Regions from separate parts of the Mus musculus genome. Here all the other regions are linked to region 3. The links are chromatin loops, found by intact Hi-C in ENCODE. Cell type or tissue: heart. All regions are shown on one strand.

Region 1 (8,000 bases), 81 kb before region 3:
GGGTAGCCGCAGGCTTGCTATGCAGCTGAGGGTGACCTTGAACTCCCCAGTCTCGTGCTTTCACCTCCTAAGTGCTGGGATTACAGTCTTGCACCACAGGCCTGGTTTACGTGGTTGCTGGGTGTGCATCACGAAGGCTCTCCTCGGCCTGCTGATGTGTGCTCTGGGGGTTTGTATTCTTCCCAGGATGGACATGATAAAGATTCTCCTACGTTGAAACCCTTAGCAGGTCCATAGATCCTGCGGGATTGATTTCATGTTCCCGGCTCCTTTACCTGAATTTTGTTCATTATTACAAGCACTAACAAACCATTTGCTCTATCTCTACTATTTTTGAAATGTGTTTTATTTTATTGGTTAGAGTGGTGTGTGTAGGCCACATGTCACATGGCACACATGCACATGGAGGTCAAAGGACAACGCTTAGCCTTTGGTTCTCTCACCCCACCTTTGAGTGTGTTCTAGGGCTACACATGCTTTTACTTGCTGAGTCATCCTGCCAGCTCTCTAGCTGTGTTATTTACATTTCCTGAAAATGGCCAAGATGTTTTCATCCCGTGGCTTCTGGTCATGTTGAAATGTCTCTCATTCATTCATTCATTCATTCATTCACTCACTCAGTCAAAAGACCACTCCTTAGAACCTATGTGTAGTACCCAGATCAGAAACCCAGACACTGCCTTGAGAGGATTCGCAGCCTTGAGAAATGGACTTCCCTTCTCTGCACGCTCCCACTCTGATCCTTCTTGTTTTCAACAATGCTCTCCTCATCCCTAGGGTTAAAGCAAGCCTAAAATGTACTCTTTGCCGATCAGTTTCCCGGTCTTGGAAGCTCCGTGAAGCCTTCCCATATCCTGTGGGCCCTGTCCTGTTTTAGGCACCATTGCTCTGCTTGTTTCGGTGTCACTCTGTCTAGACCAAAAGCTCTCTTAGAAGAGCAGCCAGAGCCTCAGTCAGCTCCATGTCCATAGAGCTTTGTCTGGCAGGTGCTCAGATGATGTCCCATGGAAGCGGCTTTCTACACACGGGTAGTGCTTAATAGGCTTGGTACCTGCCTCCCATCTTACGTGTCTCAAAAACCATCGAAGGCATTTAATTAAGTGTCTGTGTGACTACACGGCTAAGTTTGAATCATTCATGCTAAGGACCTCTCAGTTTGGGTCAGACTGCTCTGGAAGGACACAAGACAAATGGTCACAACATGGTGACTCAACTTTCACACAGGTAAAGCTCATAGTAGACACCTCTGACCTTTGCTTACCCTGTCCTCATGTCCTATGTGCATGCGCACTCTACAGACTTGCTACCTCAGTGGAAATGGCAAAGCATTCCTGGTTTTGCTGTTTATCTGACATCTGGTGAAGTTACTTGGCTGCCTCTTCAGTGGGCTTTCAATGTTTCCATTCAGTAAGAAGTGAAAACTCTCCTGCAAGTCAACCGGTTCCTGTTAGTCCGAGCTCTGGCGGTAGCTCTGGGTGGATGCATGATACTTAGCGAGGACTTACTCAAGCATGGGGACTAGCTGGTCGCTCTCAGCTCACCAGTCCATCCTCACTACCACTCCATCCTTACAGAAAAATCATGAAACCATTTCCCTTCCTGTCTCTTACTCCTAGAATCCATCTGGCTTTTGCAGAGTCTTCTCTTGGCATCCTCGGATGACCCCCACATGCACGGCATTGGGTTGTTTCTCTGTTCTGACGCTAAGAGAGAGAAGCTAACTCTGCACGTGGGTGGGCCTTACCTCTGGAGCTATGTAGTCAGGAGTCCCACAGAAGGTGGTAGTTGTCACACCATTCATAATCCCTTCCTTGCACATCCCAAAGTCAGCCAGCTTGCAGTGGCCTTCTGCATCTAGAAGGATGTTGTCCAGTTTCAAATCCCTGCAACACAGGTCAAGGCCACATGGTTAGCCTCATACACACCACAGGGCCTTTCTTGAGTTAGAGAGAAAGAAGCACATACCCTAGGGACATCTCCAGTCAAGGCAATCTTGGAGTAGGTTTTGACCTGCCTCATTAACCTCAGGCTAGGGCCATTTCCCAGCTGGACAACCTTCAACAGCATTTACAATACCTCAGCAAAAGACAGGATCCTGCACAGAATCGGGGCCATATTAGGGTTAGAACTCATATTTAGATCCTTCTGTGAGAAAGGAGGTCTCCTCTGACCTCCATCCTTCACAAGTTAACTAGCTCAGGGGATTCAGGGTCACATATATATAGCATCACTGAATCAGGAAAAAAAATCCACAAGAGTTTGAGCTGCTGAGTTTGAGAGGGGGGAGATGACGGATGGTTGGTGTAGCCAACATCTGTTGATGTATGGCCAACAGCAGTGGCTCTCAGGGTTCGGTGAAAGCTAGCATTTGGACAGACCGTGAAGAGAGCAATCAAAGGAGATGGAAGGTAGAGGCAAAGGGAAAGAGGCCAGAGAACGGGGTTCCTGACCATAGTGAGACAAGACAGCTGTGTCTTTGAGGGACAACTTCAAAGAGTCTGAGATGCTGGAAAGAGGGATTTGAAATCCATACCAAGGGAGGCTGAGCCCTGCCTGCAGGAGCATGGTGCCTGAGCAAGGTCAATCTGGGTGTAACAGGTAAGAGAAATAATCTAGATCCAGATGTTTCTGTATAGGAGAGGTGAGAGTCACAGGAGCGGGCCAGCCTCAATCAAGGTGGTTTCTTTGAGGCCCATTTTAACACACCAGAGTTCTAAGATTTCTTACCTAGAAACCAGGTTGGTAGAAAATAATTTTTCCACCACCCCTGCAAACCCCAGGCCTGGCTCTGTAGAGGAATCTAGACTATGTGGTTGGAGTAACCATTCACATTGTGTCTCCCTCAGCAACTACTCTGGGCTATTGAGGTGAGCCTTGCAAAGAAGGCCTCTTCCCGTACAAGCAGAGGTCAGAAAGGGCCATGCTCATGTGCCTGCTGGCATCTCAACTTGAGAGCTCCAGGCATCCCATGGGACCCAGACTGGAGTGGAGGTGGGGCAGGAAGTGCTTCTGGACCTGCCTGCATTGTATCTGTGACCCTATTTCTGCTTACAGCTGGGATTCCTTGAGAAAGAAGCAATCACATAGAAAAGTGCTGCTCTAAGCAAATACTCCGGAGTTACAGAAGGCACAGTGAGCCCAAACAACTGGGCCACTGCAGCTAGCCACCGACCCCAGCCCTGGCAGCGAGAGGGGGCAAGGCTTGGCTCTGGCTGGGGTGGGAAAGCTGGGCTGAATGCTGGGCTGGGATCCAGGCTGTCAGGGTTTCATCACTGGCTGTGGCATAGCCCTGCTAAAAGTCACCTTGCTGGGCTGGTCCCCTGTCTGTCAGCTCGGGACCACACGCTATGTTTGTGGACTTGTTTGAAGGACCGATGTTTTGAAGTGTGTGAAAGGTGAACATCTTCGGCCACATCCTTTGTGTTAAATTCTTCTCTGTAAGAAGCAGCTTCCTTTATATGGGTTGAGCAAGGGTAATAGTAGTATGTCATGAGTCTAAAGACCCCCCCGAGTCCGCACAAGCCTGGTTCTGATCTGACTCAGGTTCCAGGTGGAGTAGTTTTGGCTCCAGCAGGCACCACCCCTCCTTCTCATAGGCTTCTGGCCAGTTAGGGACAGCCTCTCGTTTCTTCCTGCCTCCTGTTCTTCTTTCTCTAGTCCACTCCTCCCTGGCCTCTTTGCTTCCTGCCCTCTCTTCTCCCTGGGGAAGAAGCTGACCCAGCTGCTGTTGGATATGAGCAAGTCCTATGAGTGCCCTTGGCTATGACCTGGGTTGGCCTTAGCCAAAACACTCCTTCCCACCCTGTAGCCAGTGATGTACGGAGTTCTACCTCTGGCTACTTCCTCCCGTTCCCACTCTGATATCTGAATCTTTGAAAACTCTTAACTTTGCACACAAAACCAAACACAGGAAGGGTGAGTGACTGCTTTCTTTGGGGACAGAAGGTTTAGACAATCAATCCCTGGGAACCAGCCTGGGCTGCCATTAGAAGGCCATTTCTCTGGAGATTTTCAGTCTCACCACAAAGTGTCCATCCCTCTGGGGCAAGCTTGTCTAGTGCAGGGTTGTCAGGAGAAGCTCTGTGTGTGTGTGTGTGTGTGTGTGTGTGTGTGTGTGTGTGTATGTGTGTTGTGTGTGTGGTATGTGTGTGTGTGTTTATGTGTGTTTATGGGGAGGAAGCACTGAAGGACAGTGCTGTCCACACCCCCCTCCCCCGTTTCTTTCCTTCTCCTGTCCAGCAATGACTCCCTCAGACTTGTGGCTTTCCACTTCCCCAGGAGTTTCTCACCTGCAGCTTTTAGTGATATTTCGATGAACCACTAGGAGTCTGTAGGCCTCTGGGAGGGAGGAGGGCTGGGAGGTCCAGACTTGGCCCAGCTTTGCCTTCTCAGAGGTCCAGCTTTGGGGCAGGGGAGGGGTGGGGGAGGCAGGGGTGAGTCTTTCTACCTGGAGAACTCCCAGGTACTCAGTACCCAGCTCAACACAGAACAAGTATTTAGCTATCCTGACCAACAGTTTTTCAGAAAGACAACTGCCCAGGTACCAACCTCATCTTCTTCGTCCTCAAACACGTGCGCATATCCATAATCTGGGACTTTTTTTATGTTTCAAGAATAAGGCCTTTAGTTGTCCCCCTTTCCTTATAGATGATCCTTATAGATGAACCAATGTGATAACCTTTATTTGATTTATTGCCAATGCCATCCATGTTTAGCCTTTTCAGTGGGTCACCAAGCTGTCCTCCTTAGAGGCTAACTTCCTAACCTTCCATTGGCAACAGGTGACACTTTGCCATGGCATGCTATGCTGCCAAGCTTCGGTGTGTGCCAGGTTTAAACAGTGTCTCAGAACATCCTTGCACCTCTGTAGAAGTTTTTCAGCATTTGTTTTCATTATGCTTAAGGTGCTGCAGTCGGGGTGTGTAGGGGTGTGGGTGTGTATGCCTATGTGCATGCATGCACGCGCGCTTCTTCACACTGCGGCAGTTGGTTTTCGAGAGCGCTTCCCCATTAGGGCCCAGACTTGGTGCAGGGTTATTACTTGACTTTGGTTGTAAGCTACTGGAGTTTTTACTAAGATCATTTATTTTTACTTAATTCAGTGGATATTCCGTTTTACTGGTTTTGGCTTCCATGTCTTAGGTTGAATTTTCCCCCCCCTTTTCAAGTAATCTATATATTCTGCTAATGTTTCTCCCTCTTGCTTTACCTTCATTTTTATAAACATAAATCATTAGTGCACTTATTTATTCTGACAGAAGTTTGAGATGCACTTCCAACTCTCCTTGTTCCTAGAAATCTGGAAGCAACCTGATGTTTAGTAGCCATCGTTCCCCATTGAATGGAAAATTTGCATATGAAAATGGAGTCTCTACTGCACCTCTGCCCTTCACCTCTGCCCTTAACATTTTTCTATATCCCACTTCTTAGTTATCGTAGATTTATATGCTTAATACTCCGTGTGGCTGGTCTCCACTTTCAAATTTTCCTAGCTCTCCGATTCTTGTTTATTTTTCCATATGAACTTTAGAGTCGTCTGTTTATACATATTTTTAAGTCCTGTTGCTGGTTTTATTGGGAACATGTTTAAAGTTATAAATTAACTTGGGGAGAGCTGATAGTTTATGATGCTCAATCTTCTTGGTCAATAACTATGTTTGTCTTTCCATCTGCTCAGATCTTATCTGTGCCCTTTAGTGATTCCCTTGTGCCGATCCTGAGCCTTTTTTGTTGCGTTTTATGCCAGGTTGCTGATTGTCCCAAATGCCCTCACTTCCTTAGGAAGCTGCACAGCGATAAACTAAAATTCAAAGTCTCCTCTGGGGCTGAGCATGGATGCACGACAGTCACATGTGTGGCACTTTTTCTCTCCTCTTTCGCTCTCCTGTCCTGCATGAGGCTACCGTGCATGGTGTTAGCAGTCGCTTTTAACCACCAAGACAAGGATCAAGCCCTAGGAAGGGTTGGATGACTCATAGACAACAAAGACAGAACCATGGGGCTGACTGAAGTCCTGCTGCGTCTCATCTCTATGGTAACTAACTGTACCTGAACGTACTGCTGAAGGACACAAGCTATTGTTTGATATCTTCAGTCTTTCCATAGATGAGTCGACTCTTCTCATTGCACCTTTCCGCTATATTGAATTCTCTTAGTTTTTGTTAAGAAGTTTTCCCATGGACCCTTCTGGACTTTTCAGATCATCTACGGCTAATGGTCACATCATTCCTTCCTTTTCAGTGTTAAGTTTCGGGTTCATCTCTCTTGTCTGACTCTCCATGGACTAGACTCTCAGGAGCAACTCTAAATCAGGGTAATCCTGGGACTGGAAAGATGGCTCGGTCGTTAGCACTGCTTGTTCTTTTGGAGGAACCAAGTTCAGACCTTAGTACCCATATCGGGCAGCTCCCATTGCCTCTGGGTCCTTCTAGCTCCAGGGGACCCGACTTGCACCTCTGGCTTCCTTGGGCATCTGAACACACGTGTCTCACACACATTCATAAATTAAAGCAGGTCCTGTTGGTCCTAAGCACCTTCAGAGCCTTTAATTCTAGGAGGGTCATTCCCAGAAGTGTCCCTTAGGCAGAATCCACATACATAGCTTTTGCCCTCCGAGGTGCTCTCCTTCCCTCTACGCTAGACTGACAACCCGTGAGGACTTCCCAGGAGCCACACTGCTTTCCCTGGCTGGTCAGAGGCCCTCAAGGATACTGGCTGTGAACAATAGGGTAAGAACAGGTCCTCAGTCCCAAGCTGGCTCAGGATTTCTCAGCCTTGGCCTTTGGGGAAGAACTCTGCTACGCTGGCTGTCCTGGGAACTCCCGAATGTTTAGCTCCATCCCCGGTCCTAGGGTTAGATGTTATTACTAATTTTCTCGACTTAGGATAGTCAAAGATGTCTGTGGACATCCAGATGTCCCTTGTAGGGCCTCGAGCTGACAACCATCATTCTAGTGGAAGTAACACTGATCATGATCCAGTCATGGATCTGAGCTGGCCCCTCATTCACGCAAACAACAGGACATATAGATCGGTCTGGAGTATTTGTTTCGTTATCGGGAGACAGGAATCCTGGCTGTACTAATGCAGGTAATGTCTGGCACCATCAAACCTTGAAAGCAGATGGGAACGTGAGGGTCAGAGGGGGCAACTCGTCTGAGGCCTCACGGATGGTGACTGATCACCTTTACGGAGACTTCGCGAAAGATGAGCTGGATTTCCTGTGTGACACAGAGAAAATTCCACTGGGCTGGGAAAAGCAGGCTGTGGTGAGGAGAGAGCCACAGGGCCTGGGGTCAGAGCCACTGACAGGGACAGACTTCTTTAGAGGCAGGATGGCATATCCAAGGCTCCCCTGGGGCAGGAGTGCAGACCTCTTCCAGAAAAAACAAAGGATGTCAAGAAAGGAAATTCCCAAACCCTGTACTTAAAAACCCATCTGATGAGAAAAACAAAATAAAATCTAGCAGTTAGTTTGGGGTGAGGGGGAGGAGCCTGACTTCTAAAATAAATATGTTTGTTTCTTTAGTGAGGTGGGAGAGTAGGGAGAGGCCCCCAAAATAAGCTTGCTGTGAGGGAGCCAGAGACTGGTACAATACTGAAAGTTATCGTATGGATCTCTTAGTATCAGTCTTGATGAGAGGAGAGAAGGTCATATTATATGTAGCTTTAACAAAAGGACTCCTCAGCCAGGTATGGTGGCACACACCTTGATCCTGGCACTTGGGAGCCAGAGGCAGGCAGATATCTATGAGTTTGTGGCTAGCCCGGTCTACATAGTGAATTCCATGCCAATCAGGGCTTCGTAGTGAGACCCTGTCTCAAAAAAATACAGAAATCGTATGGTGTTTTTAAAGATGTTTGATTCTGTTAGCCAGGCAATAGCTGGCCTTTAAGGAGGCACGCTTTTAATTCTAGCACTTGGTACTTGGTAAACAAAGCCAGGCAAACCTCTGAGTTCAAGGCTAGCCTGGTCTACAGAATGAGTTCCAGGACAGTGA
Region 2 (8,000 bases), 370 kb before region 3:
GGCCAATTCTGCCCTCTCGTGGCCTGCCCTTGTTGAGCGGTGGCTCAGATTTTCCAGGGATTCTTGTCTTTCTGCAGAATGATCGGGCCACTCCCTGAACCCACAGACCCTCGGGGAAGGGTTTCAGCTCCAGAGAACTTCTGATGGCAATCCAAGCCTGTGGGTTTGTGGAGGTCTGTGAGGAGGAGACACAGAGGCTGCCACTGGGAGCACCTGGGGGCTGGACCAACAGGCCGAAGTGGATTGAAGGGCATTGACATGAGGGCCACCAGTGGGAAGCAGTCAGTGGCTGCCCCAGGAATATGGCGTGTGGAGTATGGCCATGGAGGCGTCTTCTAGCCACATGTTGAGGTCCTCTGTCTAGGTCAGCACATGGAACCATGAAAGCTCGTTCTCAAAGCGAAGACAACTGCCGTCCGGCTCACATATGACAAGTTAGGAACAACCATGAAGGCCCACGGGTATCACCACATTGCCCACACGACCTTCCAGGAGGCATGCTGAGCCGTGGCTGTATGTGCCTGGCCTCACTTTGGGTTGTGAGTAGAGTGTGTGTGGCCCTACGAGGACTTGGAGGGGTAAGAGCTGGGGACTGAAGTGAAGGAAAAATAGAAAGGAGTCAGGACAAGGGGATATGGGGCTTAAGGATAACACGGGAGAAGCACAGGCACACGGGGCTTGAATTGGGGTAGCAAGTGTGCTGGGTTCCCAGAGTTGGTGTGGTGGGGTTGTGTGTGTGGGGGGTGATATTAGACTGAATGTAGTCCAAGGCCCACCTGTGCCCTTCAGTGCTGCAGGTAGCTTAGAGGGCCCTGGATGGATCAGCATCTCCAGAAGCTAACCAGACAGAAAGATGGAATGGTAAGGCGCTGTCATCCCATGCCTGTTTGGATTTTTCTAAGACCCCCTGGAACCTGAGTTTGGCAATAGTGAAAGCGCTCAGCCTGTGTTTCTTCTCCGCAAGCTCTGGCCCTGTCCTGTCCTTTAGATTGCCCAACTCACATCCAGCTCTGACGTCCTTGCTAGGAAATCCAAGGTGCTGGCTAGAGTTGTAACCCAGAAGGAGATCCAGTGTTAACTGAAACACACAGACACAGAACCGGCCGATAACAACGCGGGCACAACACTCACCATGTATATTTGTCTTTACACTGAACTGAGGCTTCCTGAGCCAAACGCTGGCATTTAGCTGTAGAGGTAGAGTTGGAAGGGGGTGGGTGGGGAGATGATGCTTGGGGTTAGAGGACGCCTTCCCAGATGGATGCTTGTGTCCCAAGACAATTGTCCACCAGCTTAAACGACAAGCCCCAGACAGCTCTGAACGGAGTGTCCTCGGGCTGGTTTTACATGCCTTTGCTTGCTGGAGGGATCAAGCGGCTTGTGTTAGCCAAGCATGGCAGGGCAAGCCTAGAATTCCACTGCTTGAAAGGGGCGGGCAAAGGCTGATCTGTCCAGTGACTTTGGTTGGAACCAGCCTGGCTACTCAAGAGCCTGTCTCAAACAGATACACAAAGGCTCACATTTCCAAGAGGGGCATGAGTGCAGGGGTTGACCTGTGTCGACAGGAGTTTAACCTTGGCTTTGCTTTCAGATAGCAACCCTGAGGTACCTTTTCCCAGGGGGATCGTCTCAGGAGGCCAATCTGAGGTCTGCAGCCTGAAGCTCAAGTGTCTCTGATCGTACGAGTTTTAGGAGTTCCCTCCACTGTGCTACATAATGCTGGATACTTGCTGTGGTGGATTTGGTTTAATGCTTGTATTATGTTAAATGGGTTCCCAAAATTGCAGGAGGACCTGCATCTAAAACCCTGAGGATTCCTGCCCTCGTTTGGTTTTCATTGGTGAATAAAATGGCCAGCGGCCAATGGCTGGGCAGGGAGACAGACATGGGACTTTAGGATTTGAGGGCAAAGGGACAGAGAGGGGACTGAGAACCGCTGTGTCGGGAAAGGAGAGAGACCAGGCCCGAGGCTGCAGGAGGGAGAGCACAGCAATCATGGAAGAGCCGGCAAGAGCGGCCCCAGCCCCTGCCCCCATTGCAAAGATTGGAATATAGATTTTAGTAAGTGGCCAACTGTCTCCACTTACTTGCTTGGGATTAGAGGACAGCCCAGGCGTATTGGAGGGGAGAGTGTCAGCCACATGGAAGTTTGGAAATGTCCCAGCCATTTGAGTGGGATTAATCGCCTACCACGACAACTTACAATTCACATTCACATAAGGTGGGGCTAAGAGTCTTGAAGTAAATGAAATGGGAGCACGTTGGCTTCCGCAGATGATCTAGATTCATCCTCCCGCATGTGCTCTCCGTCCCCTGCTCCCGGGGAGCTGCGGCTGAGCACTGTGCACTGACTCTGGGACCAGTCCGGAGCTCACAAGGAGCCTGCTTTTCCCACATTGGATTCGTGAGAGTGAGGGTAAAAAGAATCTGCAGAGACTACCTACCGTACATCCCTGACCTTGGCGCATGCTCCTTGAAGCTCTGAGTATCGTCCTCACTGCTTACTCGCACATGTCTGTTTTGGTGACTCCAGGTCACAGTCCCAGCAGGAGGTGGACCAACTCTATTCAGTTCTAGATAGGCAATGTTCTCAGTCTGTCCCAGGTGGTTTGAAAATGACCTGGAGGAGTTGTAAGTTCTCTGGGCATAGCAGCTGGGACCTTGGCATTGTGCCCTGGTGTCAGTCATGTATCAGAACATGCATGTGACCATATTTTATCCCCTCTGAAGAGCTGCTGTGGTCATCCCTGCCTGTATGAGAAACTGTGGATCAGGATACCTAACTGATTTCACATGCACACAGCTGTCACCTGGCAGGGTGGAGATTTGAAACCAAAGCTGGTTTGCTGTAAGTCTGATTTTTTTTCTTCCTTTCACCCTGTGTTCTGTTTCACACATGTAGATCTAGTCAGGTCTGCAGAATTATCTTGATAAAAAAAGCCATAACCCCCCTCTCTCCTTTTTCCTCCTGCCTCCTTATTCTATTTTATTTTGAGACAGATTCTCATATAGACCAGGGTGGCCTTGAACTTGTTATGTAGCCAAGGCCAACCTTGAACTCCAGACTCTCCTGGCTCCACTACCCTGCTGCCAGGATTCTAAGCCTCCTAGTGGCCACCTTCCTAACTGCGTCGCTGGATCTATGGCTGTGAAGGAGCAGTGTTTTGATTCCACAAGGTGTTCCTTAAGCATGTTTATCCTTTCTTTCCCCCACTGTCAGTCGGTGCCAGCTTTGCCACCTCCTCTGCATGGTTCCCATTGCTCTGAGCTCCAGCTCTTTGAGGACTCCGAGCAGGCAGCATCTCACTCGAATGTACGGACATCTTCCATGTTTGACCCTAGACTTCAGGCTTTCTGGTTTAGAGACTATGTGATGTGTGCCCATCACAAATCACATCGTGTACAACACGACAGGCCACTTACACATTAAGGTGTAAGGTGAGGTACCCCGGACGTGATTTCTCAAAAGAAGTGTTTAGCACGTCTTTGCCATAACAAATGAGGCTCATTGTTGCGCTCTTGGCATTCAGGAGTAGTTCATTTTGGTCCTCTCCAAACTGCTTTGGGTTTGCGCTAAGAAGCCCTGGCCCGGCTCTACCTCGGTAGCAATACTGCTTTTGTCCAGAAGATGGCGAGCAAAGCCAACAGGAAGGAACAAAGTTTATTAGCGCCTGGCGTGAGAGAGCAGTTAGCTCTTCTCATAAAAGAGACAGGGATGGAAAAACGATTTGCCAAGGTTTATAAAAATGCACTGAGGATAAGGACTGGCCTCGAAGGCAGGGTTTCTGGCTGACCTCTATGAAAGTCAGTAGTTTAGAAAGGGCAGCTGAAGTAGAAAGATCACAGCAGCTTGTGACTGGGTCGTTCTTCAAGAGCCTGCTTTAATACCTTCAGCAACTTCTCTCTAAAGCAGAAACAGCCGGGGAGTATGAGCAGGCCAGGGCACCATCCTCCTCTGAGACGCTCACTGGCTTTGGAAATCAGTCCTAATTTCGTGCTCCTTGGTTAACTCTCTAGTCTACCGGAAGCTTCCAGGGGCTTCATGGTCATGTTTGCACGGGTCTTTAAACTGAACAGAGGTTGGGAAAGACATACTGATTTGAGCTGACTAGAAAGAGGTAATAGATCGATGGGGGAGGTTCCAGTCGGGTGGGAATTTGCCAAATAGCATTTTTTAAAAAGAAGCTGAGGAGGCCAGCCAAAGCTCTAGCTTCAAAGTCAGAGTAATACAAAGTAAGGTCAGCCAGGGCAAGGGTGTGACCCTGGGAAGGGGTAAAATACCTCCCCGAGTTTTACAGAGACAGATTTCTAAAACTATAGCCACCTCCCCCCAGCCCCCATTTTCTTGTGACCTAAATCCTCCCCTGAAGCGGAGCTGGGCTCTAGGCCAGGGTGTCAGTCACGGACAAAGGCGTCCTGTTTCGAAGGTCTGGCCACTGTGTTTGCCTGTAGGGGCCAACAAACGCTGTAGGCCTCCCCCAGCCGATAACATAGAAATCCGCAGAGTTCCTCCCAGGACACTCGCAACACTGCCCCCTCAGGTTTCTCCAGCACGGTGACAGAGCTGTGTCCATAAGGCCGCTTGATTCTGGTTGATTGTATGGTGGCTGCTAGGTTGTTCTTCCTCCAGCTGACTCCATTCTGGCTCTGTTTGTTTTTCCTAGCTGACTGGAAAGCCTTTTTCTCAGGGTTTTTTTGGACCAAGAGTGAATGACATCCCAATGTGGCCTGTCCTCTTTCTCTCTCTCTGCCTATTTTATCCTCTTGCTTCCCAGAACTTTGGTACATCTCTGCCTTTGTCATTGAAGCTGAAGTGGCAGAGGACATTGCCGGGCTGGGGACCCATTGCTGAGCACAAGAGGGAAGATGGACCGTTCAGCTTAGTAGGAAGTTTCTGCTCCTGTGGAATAGAGATGCTGACATCTGCCCGTGATCTGGTCACAGAGAATGCAGAGACAGCACAAATGGCAAATGGGTGTACATTGAGGGAAGGGTGTACATTGAGGGAAGGGTGAGAGAATGGGGTGAATGAGTGTATGTCAGGTGGGAAGAGGGGGGACAGAGGCACAATGACGGGCGTCTGTGAGACATCTCCAGGTGTCAGGAGGCGCAGCCTTCCGCTTACACGAGAGCTGCATGTGTACATTTGGGCGAGCACTGTGAGGAGCGGTATCAGGAGCCGCTGTGAGAGTGGTGACAGAGCTCCGGCCATTGCCCTTGAGGGAGCAACTACTTGGCTGTGTGGAAATAAGCATTAGGAGAATTAATGTGGCTTAAAGTAGAGAGGAATGGAAAAATCCAGGGGGAAGGGAACCGTGAGTTCTGGGCTACAGTGGATGATAGGGAGACTAAGAAGGTACCAGGGGACAGATGTCAACCACATCCTGCAGGAAAAAAAAAATGACACAGGGCCCTGAGAGATGAGGAGGACTATGGATTGAGGAAGACATAGAGGGTCATGCCTGTGTGTGGGTGTTGTCTAGGAAGTCACAGCCTGCTGTGGCCAGAAGGCTCGGCTCTTAGGTGACCACAGAGGGACCTTATTCATGTGGTTACTGGTGTAAGGAGGGAAGTGGAGCCCATAGGCAGATGCGACCTTCTGTGGCTTCCTCTCACACTCTGGGCTCTTGTTCCTTCAGTAGTTACCCCTTAGCCTGACTGCACCCTTGGCTCAGCCTCAGTTGCCAACCTGCTTAGCTCTGATCACAGCCTGGGACACAGCTCTCTTGGCTACACTTCGAGGAAGGCAGGTGTTCTGTCCCTCAGTGCCAGGGCTCAGCTGTTTTGAAGGTGGGAAGGGAATGTGGCCCTGTTTGGAAGGCTCTGTTTAGGAAGTGAGACCAGGAGCTTTGTCAGAGAAGGGGAGATGGGTGGGGTGGGGTGGGGGAGAATTTTCTGGAAGTTTCTTCTAGTCTGGGCTCTTTGAGGCAGCTGCTTATATGATGGATGGCGACATTTATTTACTGCAGTTTTCTAGGGGTCACAGATCCCAAACAGATGTCCAATGCCCTGCAGGGAACACTGGTGGCATTGTGAGGGGGACATTTTTATTCTAAGTGAGTCACAGAGGCAGGGGAAGACAATGAGTCAACTGGGAACTGGCAGGAGATAGGTGTAAGGGCCATGGAGGAGTCGGGGGCGGGGTAAAATCAGCCCAGCCTGGCGCTCACTAGGACTTCCTCTCTGCCGCTCTCGTTTGTCAGCTGTGTGGTGAGGTCTCTGCACTGCAGCTTCTCCAAGCTCCTTTAGTGTGGTGTTGGCCGTCCACCTTCTATTTATGCTGGGTCCTCAGCCTGGTGTGGAGTTCAGGCATCAGATCGGGGAGGGGCCATAAAGACTGTCCTCTCAGGACAGGGCAGTCCCAGAGCTGACAAATTTGAATGTGTGAATAGGATTCTGGACTTCTAGTCTAGCCTCGAGTTCTTTTCTAGCTCTTATCAAGTTAAGAAAAGGCTTTGAAAAGAGTATCCAAGGCAAACATTTCAAATATTATAAAAAGCAATGGAATCCTTCTCTTAAAGGATATTTTATATGGAACGGAGAGAAGGCAGATAAAACACATCTGTCTGGGTAGCAGGTTTAGAGTATACGCAGCAGACTTGATGCCTGCCCGACTCCCAGGCTCCTCCACAGAGCCTCTGAGCAGGGTAGTCCACACCCAAGGGCCAGATGAGCTAAAGGCAGGCGTAGAGACTCTAGATTCCACGTTCCTATGGAAAGTCCTCTAGAAGCGAGAGCCAGGGAAGTCTCCCGTGTCTGCTACAAGACTGGTTGAAGACAGCAAACATGTGTCCATCAAACATCACAGCATGGCCACTATGGAAGGACCCTCTCTGCACCACCAGACATTTCTTTCAGCACTTAATATTAGCAAAAGCTCACACTGTTGTTTCTCAACTCTTTGTTCTAGAACGTCAAGGCTAGACTTTCCTCTCTGCTTTTCCAGATTGAGTTGCTGATCACAGACTGGCACTTCCCTCGCAGGTCAAGGTTCCTCTGCGTGTCTCCCTGCCCCTAGGATGCTGGACTGAAGGTGAAGTCTGAAGGCGGATAGACGGGAAGCCCTCTACGTGCTGGCTCTTTCAGGAGTACTCGCATTTCTGGGTGTGGATGTCTCTAGAACAGGGACCCAGTGCCAGCCCTTGTTCTATGAGTATCATGGCATAACAGTGGTTCTTGGTGTCCCTTTGATTCTGGGGCTGCACATTTGACAACATTCACTGTCATTTCCATTACAGCCAGGATGGCAGGTTTGTTTGGATCTGATGGTCATTTCTGATGGCCCAGCCTACCACACCCATCGCTAATCTGTAAATACCTAACTCTACAGGACAATGTAAAGGCCACAAGCACTCGTGTTCCTGACCCAGGTCAGCTTCCTCAGGAAGTAGGATGCTTGGATTGTCCTTCCGTTCCTTACGGAAGAGACTTCGGTTTCAGAACTTCGGTCCCCATGCCCATGACAGTGATAACCTCACTCCCCCATCACTATTGGGGCTCTTGAGCATCTGCATGGCTCCTGCCCCTCTCAATGACTAACGTCTATTTCAGGATTTGGAATCCATCCTCCCCGTATTACAGTCTCCTCACAGTTGCCATGGGGAGCAATAGCAGAAGTTCCCTGCCATGACAAAGTCATGGCTGCAGTCGAGGCATGTGGAAATGAGACAAGGTCCCGGGTGGGGTGCTTCACGTGCGAGGAAGGACAGAGCACCTCAGCTTTGCAGTAGGAGATGTGTCTAGGCAGACGGGCAGTAGCAACCTTTAACAGCATGGCCCTTCAAGAAGACTGCATAGACTCGAGACTGCTGATGTGGAATATGGAAGGGTGGCAGCTAGGGCTGAGACAACTTCATAGGGTCTCTACAAAGGGCCTGGCACTGCTGCTCAAGGGAAGTTACACACACATACACACACACACACACACACACACACACAAATATATGTATATATGCATACATATATATTTATATGTGCGTTTCGATATATAAAAATTATAT
Region 3 (8,000 bases):
AGTCACTCGGCACCGATTCCAGTACAGTTTGATGATATAACCCTCCCTTTCGCTCGTGTGTGATGTTGGATGAAACCGGGACTTCACTCACGCTACATCCACGTCTTATAACACTGCTCCATGCCCTGCCAGCATGGGGGTATTAAGGACCAACTGGGAATTTATCTTTTGAAAGAAATCTATTGCTTGAATGATACATTTTTAAGATACTTTAAGAGTCTGCATTCTTGAGTACTTCAGTAACATCCAACTATTTTGCAAGCAAGGTAATTAAAAATTACTCATCTTTTTATTATTTTTAATCTCATCTACCTGGAAGCAGTTTATAGCAGTTCTAACTCCTGACCATGTATAGAAGCAACACCGCTTCTTTGAATGCATCCACAGAACCGGAGTCAGCCAACAGCAGTTGTCCTTTGTCATGTATCTCTGTTTGGATGAGATAAAACAGTGCCAACTTGGTCAAAATACCAAAAGCACGGACTGAAACAAATATCCGCAAGCACTTCCCTCTAACCCTGAGACAGACCTCGCCGCAGAACTAACTATTCCACCCCATCAATGAAGCCTGCGATGCGGTTCCCACGGACTTCTAACCAGAGGTCAGCCAGTGACAACAGTTGCCTGCCGCTTACCAGCACAGACAGAAACTTCTGCCGTGCTGTGGTCATCTGGAAGGGAAATTTATGAGAGGCAGAGACAGATGGGTCCGTAAACTGCACCCCGCACAGCGGCGATAACTTATTTTCACAATTCATTTGAACACAATGTAACGGGTAATATGAGGTGGCCGGATGAGCGTAAGTCTGGAGTTCTGAGCTGAAGCTGATGGCCTCCTGGCCTCTTTCCCTGGTAACTGCAAAATCCAAATGCCAAAAGGCTTTGACCAGTTCTATCCTTCCTTATCTATTTGAGGAGCAAGGGAGGGAGGGGAAGAAGGTGAATCTCACATATGTGGCTCCCAGCCCCTAGGGCCTGGAGGTGACTGCAGCTAAGCAGGCATCCCCATGGGTGTGTTGGGGAAACAGATCCAGCGAGACAAAGAGAAGGAAGTCACAAAGGTTTCCGCTTCCCCAATGTTACAGGTTTTATCTCATCATTCAGCAGCCTGGAAGTCTCTCCCCTCTTATGTACCCCCTTCTATGTCAGGGCCTGCCACCTTATTCTCTCCCAGAGAAGGACCGAGGTCCACTTGAAGGCTGGATCTCCATCTCCTCGCCCTTTAGAACGCTACACAATAGCAGAACCTGGAGGAACACTGGACTTTTGCAGATGGGCAGACAAGAAGGAAGGCATACTCTTAAAAGGAAGGGCAGTCCTAAAAGGCACACTCAGGGCTACCAGCTCCAACTGCATTAGGCAAGAGCAAGCAAGCTTTTCAGAAGACGGTATGGCCAGCTAAAGAGCCATTCAGTATGCTCCTGGGATCAGGAATGGAACTTACAATGTCTATGATTACTTATGGACTGGAAATACAATACAGCTATTTTATGGCAACTTTCCTGTTGGAAATAGTTTAATTTCTCTTATCTTTCTTGCTTGCCTTCACCAATGTTTCTGATGCTTCAAGGGCTGGAGAGATGGCTCAGGGATTAAGAGCACTTGTTGCTCTTCTAGAGGGCCTCAGTTTAGTTCCCAACATCAATATCTACACCTGCATCTGCATCTACATCTACATCTTCATCCGCATCTACATCTACATCCGCATCCACATCTACATCTATGAGAGGAAACTCCCTGCTGCCCTGTCTTTAACCCAGCTCCAGGAAATCTGATGCTCTCTTCTGGCCTCCAAAGGCCACACACACACACACACACACACAGAGAGAGAGAGAGAGAGAGAGAGAGGGGGGGGAGGGGGGAGGAGGAGGGGGAGGGGGAGGGGGAGGGGGAGGGGGAGGGGGAGAGGGAGAGGGAGAGGGAGAGGGAGAGGGAGAGGGAGAGGGAGAGGGAGAGGGAGAGGGAGAGGGAGAGGGAGAGGGAGAGAAACTGGAAACTCCAGGAGGCCAGAGGCATTATCTTGTCTTTGTGTGCTCATTAATAAAAGGGGGAGAGAAAGTGGGGTGGCACAGACCTTTAATTCCAGCATCTCCGAGCTAGAGACCGAGATGAGTTCCTGGCCAGCCAGGCTACATAGTGAGTGAGACTCTTGTCTCAAAAACACTCCACAAGACAAGATCTTGACCTTGAAGATAAAGACCCAACAGAAGTATCTAATTCTGGAGTGGGCAAAGCAAAGGGATTCTGCTGACATCTGAAAAGCCGTTTCTCGGAAGTGTAGTTACAGTTTCAGCACGCATGCCCTGAAGTGCGTGGTCCCCGCACGCAGATGGCCTTCCCGCCTTCTGATGGACAGAATTAGGTAAAGCTTTCACTAGCTGGGCGATGCTCACCCTCCAACCCAGGAGCCTAAGAGGACAGGAGAGGTGACTGCGTGCTGTTCGGGGAGTCTCAGAAAGTGGTCGCCTAAGTGACACCTACTTCCCCCCTTGTTGGGAAATAAGGAATTTCAAAAGAATGTGAGAAAACAAGACAGACTAAACTATTGTTTTGGACTAAGGTTCTCAGTGGACTTTCAGAGATAACCACTTCCATATGACCAAAGCATACTAGATAGACAGCATTCTTTTAAGGTGCAGGGTTCAAACAGCCATCTCTCCCATTTTTCTTTCTTAATAGACACCTTTAAAAATTAGGGGGGGGGGGGAGTGTGTGGCAGTGTGGATAGAATCCAGGCTTGGCCACACCACCCGAGCCTCTCCGGTGGCCCCACAGACAGAGCTCACTGGTTATTGCTTAATTCTGTATCGTTCAGGACTATATCACCACTACTGATTGCCATTTAAAAAAAAAACCTATTGAATAGGAACAATTTGAAGAATCGCTATCATAAAACATCAAGTCCCAGCTCTGAAATCGGGCAGAATTTAGATAAAAAATTTGGAAAGGTCAAGAATGTCTAAGGGTCACATAGATTCAAGCATGATCTTGCAAGTTTGGAAAGTAGGTCACCGTCCCCCTCCTTCATATTCTGGTTGCAAATGACGTGTACCGCTGAAGGTCTCAGTAGCAACAGCAATGGCTCCGCCCAGCCCTTATCCCCCATACTCATGGGTAATGGCAATGTCCACAGCCTGGGCCATGACAGAGACACGTGCGAGGATGAAGGAGAGCATTGTGTCACACTAAGGATCCCACAGAAAGAACCTGGCTTGGTGGATCACAAGAGCAACAGAGCCAGAAGAGGCACTAAAGGGACGGCTGGTGCTTAGCAGCCCTTGTAGCTACTGCAGGGGGCTTGGGATCATATCCCAGAACCCACAAGGTGACTCACAAGCATCTGTAACCACTCCATTTCCAGGGAATCCCACACCCTATTCTGACCTCTGCAGGGACCATACATACATGTAGAGCACAGTCATACATGCAGGCAAAACACTCATACACACAACATAAATAAACAAATCTTTTAAAAAGGTACATGAAGTGGGGGGAGAGGGCGCGTCAGGGTGCTTGTGGGGTGACACGTTGTTTACATTTATGATATGAACAGTAAATAAATAAAAGATAGTCTACTAAAACTGTAAATAGAGTGCTGCCTTCTAAAATACTTTCTGTTATCAGTATTAGGCCAGCGCAACATTTTCTAGTTCCCACTGTATGAACTGTCACCAAAACCAGACCATAGGTATCCTAAAAAAATGTTTCCCTAATTCTTCTATCTAATCTAGAAAAGCGATAGCATTCAGTCAGGCTCTGCATCGGGTGTGGGCTGCCGTAACCAGAGCCCCTGGGGCTGGGTTTAAACCCTTTGTTTGCTAGAACTGCCCCTCCGTCATCACCAAATACCTCTTATTAAAGAAAGTATCAGCAGAAGGAAATCTGATTAACTGGTGACTACCAAAGAGTACGGAGTACGGAGGAATGCATCGCTGCGATATAGGCAGCTTCAGTTATCAAAGGAATGAGGCTGAGTCTCTCAGGGAAGTTAATGATTTCCATAGACACTAAAATGTCATTAGCCAGTGGAGAATCTGAGGACCCACGCCTGGGACAGGTATTCACAGAGGAAGGGAAATTCTGTGAAGTCATTACAAATGTATCTCCCGCCCTCTCCCCGGGTTCCTATCGTGAGTTTGATAGGAAAGCGCTGCTCCCGTTCCTACCGAACAGGAATCACCCAGAAGAAAACAGTGAGACCTCAATCGGACCAAACACTTGACAAATTCTTTCTTGTCAGTTTTCAAGATGGTCAGAGTAGCACGGTAGCTGGGCTCTCTATCCTGGGAGCGCGGTTTACTTCTATTTAAAATAAAAACAAACAAACTCGGCCTGTTTCATAGAGCTCCAAACAGCTCTGTCCCCACCGGGTGGGGTTTAGAGCGCAGCTGCAGACACTGTAGTCTGCTTATGAGCTCAGAAATTATTTCAGCGTCTTCGTTTCAAACAGACAAAAGTAGGACCAGACAGGGCAAGCTTCTACGGCTCTGCTTTTTGAGAGCTAGTCCTACTCTTATTTTTCTTCCTGTCTAACTTTAGAATTTTGTATATGAAAGGAAATATTTGCCAATACTGGAAACCAGAAGCTTCAGAGTGTATCCTTCTAGAACGGCACCCGTTTGGTCACCTCGCTCAGTTAAACTATTTTAGGTCTCCAGTCTCCTCTTCCTGCCTGGATGAGTCACAAAGACCCACTTGCCTTGCTAACTACTCTCGCCACCTAGTGGCTGAAATGGTTAACTGCAAGATACTTGGTAAGGTCTGTAGGGAGAAAATTGTTCGCTTTTCTCCATTGGGCATTTTTTTGTTTTGTTTTGTTTTTTGTTTTGTTTGTTTGTTTGTTTTGCTTTTTCGAGACAGGGTTTATCTATGTAGCCTTGGCTGTCCTGGAACTCACTTTGTAGACCAGCCTGGCCTTGAACTCAGAAATCTGCCTGCCTGTACCTCCCAAGTGCTGGGATTAAAGGCGTGAGCCACCACTGCCCGGCCCCTTTAGCCATTCTTAATGTGAATGCTAAGAATCTATCTAGTAAGATGGAGAAACTGCTTGAATATCTATGCATTTTGTTTAAGTGCATAACATGTACATTAATCCTTCAATTTAGTGAAAAGGATACAGGAAATGAAAGGACCTATGGTCAGGAGTGGGAGGGGAAATGCAATCTGCCAGTAAGGAGAGCATTGCTGTGGGTCTCAGAGAACCCCAGGCAGCATCCTTTCCGGCTTTCCCGTTTACTGCTTAGTCCTCAGTTTGTGTCCTGTTTCTAATTCCCAAGCACAGCTTTAGCAATCTAGCGGGACGCTCATGACACACGGCCCGTGGCTTGCAGGAAGAGACTGACTGGATGGAGCAAGCCCATCCATGTGCCAGGAAGACCCACAGGGAGACCACAGCACACTCCCTGGCTCTCAGCCCTGCCTTCCATCTTGTCTTCAGCAGGAGCCTTCGTCTAGCTGGCTCGACTCACGTCCCCAGCCCTCAACAGCACTGTACTCCTAGCAAGGAGTATTTAACTGAAGAGTGAATGGGGGCAAGGTGCCAACAGGACACTCAGGACTGCCAGCCCTGTGCTGAGGTGACCAGGTGGCAGCCCCGATTAGGTGCCAAGGAGGCACTGAAATTTTCTCTAGCATGCATTTTTTTCTTTGTCATTCTGGGTATCAGACCCCGGTGTTCAGGCATGCTGGACAGGTGCTGTCCCATTGAGCTACCCCCCCCCCCCATCCTCAGAGCTAAGCCCAGGCCCCTGTCCACACTAAGCACAGGCTCCAGTACTGAGCTCCACTCCAGCCCGTCTACAGGAACCATTTTAAGGAAGGACTCAGTTTCCATAAACTGACTGAAAGGGCCTCTCTGGGACACTGGGCTAACCACAACATTGGCCAGGGAGGAATCAGAGACAATAAAACAAACTAATTTTTCAAAAACAAAAAACAAAAAAACCAAACAAACAACAACAAAACAAACAAACAAACAAAAAAACAGAATGAAGAGCAAACCATTACAGAAACAAACAAGCAGACCTTCTGTCTGACTGTAAGACTGACAGGTTCATCCGTGAATCCTTGGGTCCCGGGGATGAACACCAGGTAGACACCAGTGAGAGGGTAGAGGGACCCTGGTGAGCCCAAGGTCTTCTGGCTCTGAATCCTCTGCCACAGTGGCCTTCAGGGACCTGGGAGGCAAAGCCATCTTTGTGTGCCTAGCATGAGAGGGCACCACTGATCATAGTGGCTTTCCTGTCTCCCTCCAAAAGTCTCTCAGTCACAGTGACTGTGTGGTCACCTGGGCCATGGTGACTCTGAGACCCACTTCAAGCCTCATCTACAGTGGGTGTCATGACGTATTTGTGAGCAGCAATGATATTCCAGTATAGCAGGCTCCTGGGCTGTTCACACAAAGCTCATGAAGAGGCCAGCCTGTGTGACTTCACACATCATGACTGGAGCAGGAGGGCCTACACTGGTTATCCATTTTGTTAACTTCAGTTCTAAGGGGACTGGAAATACATTTCTGTAATAAACCACTATGTCCTTCAGAGAAAATATATGTTGGACCAAATGGCCCTTCTCTCAACTTCCAATAGTGAATAATTCTGAGCCCAAGAAATGTTCTCATATTCATTAATAAAATATAGAATATGCTGGTGGTTGGGGTGGTGGCACATGCATTTAATCCCAGCACTCAGGAGGCAGAGCAGGGAAATCTCTTGTCAGTTTGAAGCCAGTCTGGTCTACAAAGCAAGTTCCAGACCACTAAGGGTTATATAGTGAAACTCTGTCTCAAAACAAAAGCAAACAAAGAAATGAACGGAACACAGAGTGACTACCATTCAGTTTATTCACTCCGAATGTTTGCTCCCTTTAGATGGTAAGGTTGCAAATGTCCAACCCTGAGCGGAAAGCGATAAGGAGACCTCGTATATTAACCAGACGCACCGTCACCGGCATTCTGAACATTCAACAACTCTTGCTTGTTTGCTTCAAAAATAATTCAGATGCTGCCTTAAGCAGGCAGGTACGAGAGGCAGGCCGGTGGCCCAGGCCAGACACAAGTGCTTGAGAATGCCACAAGGGACAGGCGTAAGGGCAAACAGTCAAGGGCGAACTGCCTCTCGGATTGGCTTATCTCTGCAAAGACCCCATGAGTGAGGGCTGGCCTCCTCCAATCCCGGGGACCTTAAAGATGTATTCTTTTCAACCAGGCAGTGGGACGCTCTGTGCTGTATTGGCTAAGCCATGTTGCTGTTTAAACAAGGTACACGGAGAGGCTCATCCCTGAGTGACGTAAGAGGCTCCTGCTGAGGCAGAAGATTCTTCTGGCCAAAAGGAAACCAAGTGCAGATACATGGAGAGCACACTTTTATTTGAGCTTATCGTTTTAAGTGGTTGCAGGGTTATTCGGTGTGACCTAACCCACGGAGTTAGGGACATCTAGAAGGACAGACGGATTCCATTGCTATAGCGAGCAGTCTTTCTGAACATCTTTACTAGATGTTTTCATCTGTAACCATCCCTCCCCCTCCCCCTGCCCCCTAATGCCTCTTGTCTCCAAGTTGGATTTCTGGGAATTAAAATCCCCACTGCCTGGCAGCTTTGGCCGAACTCTGGTTTGAGCAAACAATGACCTGGATTGGCAACTCCTTCCACCCTTGCCCAGCGAGTGCCAGGGTCGAGAGCTGGATGGGTTGTGAGGCCACCGGGTGCATTGTGTAATCGGCCATGGCCACTACATCCTAGACACTTGTGTCCTCCCAGGAGAGAAGAAGCAGAAGCTACCCCGCCCCCCGCCAGCTTTGTCTACAGCTCTGTGATTGATTCCCTAAGGCTTCCTCTAGATCAGTGAGCCAAGCAGCAGTTCATCAGATCTTTTCCCACTTCAAACCGAGAAAATAGTCCTAGGTTGGGTCAGAATCTACATGTTGCCTCTCCTGACGTTGCTGTCTGGGGCTCTTCTCCCTCATCTGCATCACAGTCATCACAAAAAAACGGCCAGTGGG

What was found. Peaks named below come from ENCODE experiments on the same cell type or tissue, not always from the same donor. Only the 100,000 strongest peaks of a DNase experiment are listed, where the experiment ranks them.
Region 1: it touches region 3 in a loop (2.0-fold over the local background); 4 of 42 quality-filtered maps call a loop at or near these places.
Region 2: it touches region 3 in a loop (8-fold over the local background); 17 of 42 quality-filtered maps call a loop at or near these places.

The regions. Positions count from the first base shown.
Region 1 is chr17:86,613,775-86,621,774 of GRCm38, reverse strand. Prkce (protein kinase C, epsilon) reads right to left here. Exons shown (of 15, transcript NM_011104.3): 12 at 1,745-1,883. Among named protein-coding and RNA genes, the nearest start is that of Gm52297, 52 kb to the left of the region's middle. In heart, no CTCF peak of the experiment used is centred here; DNase peaks (open chromatin) are centred at 2,984, 3,694 and 7,315; H3K27ac peaks cover 1,141 bases.
Region 2 is chr17:86,901,953-86,909,952 of GRCm38, reverse strand. No RefSeq gene overlaps it. Among named protein-coding and RNA genes, the nearest start is that of Tmem247, 11 kb to the left of the region's middle. In heart, CTCF peaks have their summits at 14 (motif pointing left), 3,618 (motif pointing right) and 4,534; DNase peaks (open chromatin) are centred at 3,632 and 4,462; H3K4me3 peaks cover 294 bases; H3K27ac peaks cover 1,998 bases; H3K27me3 peaks cover 1,260 bases.
Region 3 is chr17:86,532,716-86,540,715 of GRCm38, reverse strand. The region is part of intron 10 of Prkce (protein kinase C, epsilon); the gene reads right to left. Among named protein-coding and RNA genes, the nearest start is that of Gm30284, 92 kb to the right of the region's middle. In heart, a CTCF peak has its summit at 4,723 (motif pointing left); DNase peaks (open chromatin) are centred at 595, 4,425 and 4,685; H3K4me3 peaks cover 1,221 bases; H3K27ac peaks cover 3,433 bases.